2 separate regions of the Homo sapiens genome follow, and region 2 is linked to region 1. Evidence: chromatin loops called from intact Hi-C (ENCODE). Cell type or tissue: GM12878. All regions are shown on one strand. Each heading gives the region's core, and the rest is flanking DNA. Links, peaks and the distances in the headings are about the cores only.

What was found. Hi-C counts contacts between places; a loop is a spot of excess contacts. Peaks named below come from ENCODE experiments on the same cell type or tissue, not always from the same donor. Only the 100,000 strongest peaks of a DNase experiment are listed, where the experiment ranks them.
Region 2: a loop joins it to region 1, with 12 times the contacts of the local background. A loop is called at or near these places in 1 of 110 quality-filtered maps.

What each region holds. Positions count from the first base shown.
Region 1 is chrX:30,592,241-30,595,168 of GRCh38, forward strand. No RefSeq gene overlaps it. Among named protein-coding and RNA genes, the nearest start is that of TASL, 16 kb to the left of the region's middle. RefSeq lists a silencer at 1,607-1,716. In GM12878, for the core only: a CTCF peak has its summit at 1,761 (motif pointing left); no DNase peak of the experiment used is centred there; H3K27ac peaks cover 1,514 bases.
Region 2 is chrX:30,511,763-30,514,690 of GRCh38, forward strand. No RefSeq gene overlaps it. Among named protein-coding and RNA genes, the nearest start is that of TASL, 65 kb to the right of the region's middle. In GM12878, for the core only: a CTCF peak has its summit at 1,707 (motif pointing left); no DNase peak of the experiment used is centred there.

The DNA of each region.
Region 1 (2,928 bases), core at 250-2,749:
TCATTTAAAAATAATTTATATAAATTACCTGCTCGTGGTTTAAAATATATATAATGGTACAGAGCTATAAAGAAAAAAGTCTTCTCCCCTAACTCCCTTATTTCCACTTTCCAAAGGAAAACATTGTTTTCAATTTTATGTGTATCTTTTCTGGAAGAACTAAGTTTTTCTTACAATTTTTACAATTTTCAATGTGAGCCTTGTTGAACACAAGTTACCTTAAAGAAATGTTCCATATAGGCCAGGCTCGGTGACTCACGCCTGTCATCCCAGCACTTTGGGAGGCCGAGGCGGGTGGATCACCTGAGGTCAGGAGTTCAAGACCAGCCTGGCCAACATGGTGAAACCCCATCTCTACTAAAAATACAAAAATTAACCGGGCGTGGTGGTGTGCGCCTATAGTCCCAGTACTGGAGAAGCTGAGACAGGAGAATTGCTTTTGAACCTGGGAGGCGGAGGTTGCAGTGAGCCAAGATCACACCACAGTACTCCAGCCTGGGCAACAAAGTGAGAATCCGTCTCAAAAGAAAAAAAAAGAAATGCTCCATGTAGAATTATAGAATTTTTGTACCTTTTTAACATCGAGATCTAGACTTGATCACTACTTTATTCAATTCAGAAACTACTTATTGAGCATTTATTAAGGGCCAGGTATTAGGCATTTTATACATAAAAACCACTAAGGTTTGATTTCTACCTCCAAAAGGCTCGTAGTTCAGGGACTTCTCTGATCAGGAAAAAAAAAATGACTGTGGTGTTGCAGACAGGAAATTACTATTTAATACTGACAGTGCCTTCTTCCTGTTTCACCAGAAGAGAAAAAGTCGGAATTTGAGGATATATTCTATTCGGGCAAGTTTCACTTCTCAAGTGATTCCCATAAACCCCTTTCTAGTCTGCACTCCAAGGTAATCCATTTGAACCTCTCCTTGGGTCTATTTTCCTTCTTGCAATTCATGAGGACATGTTTTTTTGTATTTACAAAGCTTTTATCTGAATTACAAGATGATCAAGTCAGAAAAACTGGTTCTTTCTGGTCCTCTGACGTAGGTCCCTCTGAACATTTAAGGTGAAGAGTCAGCTGCCCATGCAGAATTCATTCATTTACCCAACTCAAATTCATAAAGTGCCCCCCACAAAACTGTGAAATTTGAGTTGCCTGGACAAGAGACCTTCCACACGAGAATAGTGCCTTGTCAAACAACTAACTACTGTGTCTTTATACTTTCAAAACTTTAAGTTTTAAAGCCATTTCTGCAGCAAAATCTCACATTAAAAGATAGGTTTTAAGGCATATACTCCAAACTTCTGTGGGTCGAATTTAGTTGAATAATGCCTTTGTTAGCAACTAATGAGCCTGTCATCAAGAATGAGGAAGTTGGGAAGAGAAAGGTGGAATGTTTCCCAAATTATCTCATTTTAAGAATCACCTGATGTGCTTATTAAATATGCAGATTTTCTAGGCCCTTCCCCTGGAGATTTGGTTCATTAGATTTGGACCTGGGACTGCCACATTTAACAACTGCCTCAGAAGATTCTTACGATTAGACTACCCTACAGCAATAGTTTTTAACTTTGGATGTACATTAGTAATATCTGGGGAGTTTTTTCGCTGTTTTTTTTTTTTTTTTTTAAACAGGGTCTCACTCTGTCACCCAAGCTGGAGTGCAGTGGTGCAATCACAGCTCACTGCAGCCTCAACCTCCTGGGCTTAAGCGATCATCCTGCCTCAGCCCCACTAGTAGCTGGGAGTACAGGTGCGCCACCTGGTGAGTTTCTAAAAGTACATATATATTAATACCTGGGTTGCAAACACAAATACTCTAATTTATCTGGGTTGGTGCCAAGCATTGGTCATTTTTTAAAGTTCCCTAGGTGATTCTAGTGTTGAGCCATTCTAGTGTTCAGAAATAATGATCTAAAGTAGCAGTTATAAAACGTTTTGGTGTCAGGATTCCTTTACACACTTGAAAATTGTGGAGAGTGGTGCGTGCCTTCAGTCCCAGTTACTTGGGAGGCTGAGGCAGGAGGATTGCTTAAGCCCAGGAGTTCAAGGCTGCAGTGAGCTACGACTACACCTGTGAATAGTCACTGCACTCAACAAGCAAGACCCTGTCTATAAAGAAACAAAACAAGCAAACAAAATTATGGAGAATTTCAAAGAGCTCTTATGTGGGTTATATTGATATTGTCCATAAGCAAAATTAAAACTAAGAAATTTTGAAACATTTATTGGCCCATTTAATAATTATAATAATAGACCCATTATGTGGTAATATAAATAATGTACTTTTGATTTAAAAATTATTTTTCAAAAAAATTAACGAGAAGAGTAGCATCCTTTTCTATTTCTACAAATCTCTTTAACACCTGGCTTATAGAAGACAATTAGTTTCTGCATTTAATCTATTGGGATAAGCTGTTTTGATTGAAGAATTCTACTTGAAGTATATGAAGAAAATCCAGCCTCTCAGAAATATGCTGTTGAAAAAGGAAAGAGTGTGTTAAAAGCTTTTCAGATAACTGTGGATATTCCTCTTGGACACAACACCAAAACTTGACAAGTGACAATTTCTTAAAGGTTGCTTGTAATGTGGAACAGAAAGTATATTATGAACTTCTTGTACTTCATTATATTAAAACCCATTGATCCATCTTATACTTTTAATGCATCATTTACTCATGCAAGATTTTATATCATACATTGGTCATTTGAAAAAATATCAGTTCCCTGAGTTATGCAGCCCTTCCAAATGCTGGCACATTTCCTACTGTATAATATCAAAACATCACATTTGTTAATATCACAACCAGTCTCATCAGGAGAGTCAGTAGGTACTGAGATGCTGTCAAAATCCCAATAGTGGAATAGGTTTTTCAAAATTGTAATATTCATTTGAACACTTGAGTTTCATTGTTGGCCACATA
Region 2 (2,928 bases), core at 172-2,671, 81 kb before region 1:
ATTAGTTGTGAAGTCTGTGTGACTAGGAAAATGGTGTGGTATTAATACAAATTGGGAAACCAAAAAAAAAGGGGGGGGGGTACATGTGGAAAAGGAAGAGATAATTTGTTCAGATCTAAAATATGTTGAATTTCAGGCCCTATTGGAGCAATCAGGTAGGAATTCCCTCTTTGGCTCAATGCCATGACCTTCAATAGATCCATTCAATTTTGTGATCTCATCCATGTGTAAGAAGAAAGTAGAGTTTATCACAGGCTGGGTATTGCCAAGGTCCACCTGCAATGAGGTCAAGGAGAGTGAGTATTTCAAATTACTAGCAAAAGTGGTATTCAGATGGCTGCTCTTGGAGTCTAAGTTGGACAGCTTAAAAGAACAGCCCTGGGATTTATTACCCTATATCAAATCTCCTTACTTCTCCTGATTTCTGTATTTTTTCTTAATTTGTTACCTAGAATCACTCCATCTTTTTCTTCAAGCCTATCAGGTCTATCCTAGTTTTTCACCTTGCCACCAGCCCTTGTAGATTAGTATGCTCATAGATCGGTAAAATTGAATCAGGGTTTCCAAAATATTGTGTCTAAAGTGGACTTCAGAAAACATCATTTGTGTCAGACTAAGGAAGGAAGTAAAAAAATGGCACATTAGCAAAGCAAGATTTTCCCTCAACCATATCACCATCACAGAAAGAGAAGAAAGAGTGGGGGAACAGGAGGAGGAAGAATAGGAGGAGGAAAAGAACAAGAACAAGAAGGGAAGGAAGGAAGAAAGGAAGAAAGGAAGGAAGAGAGGAAGGGTTTTAGAATGATTTTTATTGAAGCACACTAGAATCACATAAATATGATTGTTTTCAATAATTCAAGTCAACATGGAGGCAAGAAATCCAGATATAACAGTCCTCAATACCGTTAATCCGATAAAGCAAATCTTCACTCATTAATTCTGTTTCACCCATATAGACCCTACTTAGAACTATTAGAAGTAGAAAATAGAGATCTTGAATTTAAAAATTTTAGTATTAATTTGAGCTTTTTGTGAGAACTAGAACAACTTAATTCCCTTTTGAGCCTTAATTATCTTGCATATAAAATAATTATAATAACAGTCACCTTATAATGTTACTTTAAATTAAAATACATGTTTGTGTGCTTATGTGTTCCCCACCATAGAATTCAACATAGTGTCAATAACTTCTAGTTCACTTCCTTACAAAATTACTGTTAGAATTAAATAAAATAATGTGTTTGGAGGCACCTGGAAAACTGTAGATGAGCTCAACAAACTTACAAAGTAATAAAATGATACTTGAAAAAATAGCTTTAGCTATGTACATATCCTCATGATTCATTTTATGTCGACATTGAGAATGAACTTGTTTTACTCAATAATACCTTGAAGACTTATTGAAGTTCTAAATATTCTACATGCAAAAACAAAATTGTACTGCGTTCCCTAGAGTATTTTCAATCATGATAAAACACCGTCTAACTGCAATGCATACTTTTTCGATGCAAGCCATATTTGACTTTGAAACTATGCTGACACAGAGAGAAAATACAGTGTTGATTAGCTTTCTAAGCCCCGCTAGATTTTCAAGATAATCACAGTCTACTCCACACTTTAGTTGTATAAATGTGGCCTTAATCTGTGTTGACGTGACCTCCAAAACTTAAATTAAAATGGTTTCAAACCCAGGGACCTCTGCCCTCTGGTGGTAGTTAATTGCAAATGGTCTTCATGTTCATATACACACAGAGTGTTACTTTCACATTAACTAAATAATATGTCTCATGAATATTTGTGCTGTTTCAAATAGTCCTTGTTATTGGGATTCATACAATAAAATACCATTGCAAAGCATTTGTGTCAGAAAAAAATTCTTGCTTTCAAGTGACAGAAGCCCAGTTCAAACTAAAAACGAAATTTGGGGATGCACATGCCTGGAAAGAATATGGATAAATCTGAGTATGCATGAATAGATCTAGTGGCACAAACCATGAATATAGGACTCCATCTCTTTAAATAGCTCAGCTTCATTTCCTGCCTTTGAGCTTTATTCTCATGCATACTTTAACACTGTGTAGGTGGTTGCCAGCATGTACAGGTTTATATAGGCAAATCCCAACAGATAAAAGGGACTGCCTCACTCTCAACAGTCCCAGCAAAGGTTCTGAAACTGTCTCAAATTAGGTAGCCTATGTCCATCAGGGAGGTAATTACTGTGATCCAGGATATGGAATACTTTGATAGGCCAGGCCTAAGATACATACCCACCACTGCAGCCAAGGGTAGAGTCTAAATCACCCAACGTGAATGGACCAAGAGTAAAAAAGGGAGGGATGTTTTACAATAGGAAAATTGGGGTACTGGTACCTCAATAAGGGGAAGGGATGCTGACCAGCAAAAATATGATGGCCATTATAGCTTCGTAGAATACATAATGGTCACTTACAATAACACATTTTCTCAATATGTGTGGCTCTTAAAGTGTTTTGATCTTTAAAAGGAAATTCTCACATTTGAAAAGCTTGAGAATCACCAAATCAATTCTTTTTTCTATAGGAGTATATGGACTGATATAGATCAAATACATGGATGAGTAACTGAAGTTTCTATCTCTCAATTTAGTTGATCAGTGTGGTGAGTATGATGCCTGAGATGTCTGCTTTGAAACTTCTTTTGCCTGTAAGTCACTAGCTCAGTGAGTTTTCTCGGTCCATTAGGTAACTTCACAAAGCATTGCCTTCTCTAGGGAGCAGAAAACAGCATGAAAAGAAAATCTCACAAAGCACATTTTCAGCAAGAATCTTTGAATTGAAGTGTTTATTTCAGAATCAACTGAAGTATCCAGGTTAGGTGCTTACAGAATGTGTTTATGAATTTCCTTAATGCTAATTTGGAATTAGTTATGCATTCTACATATAAAGGCCT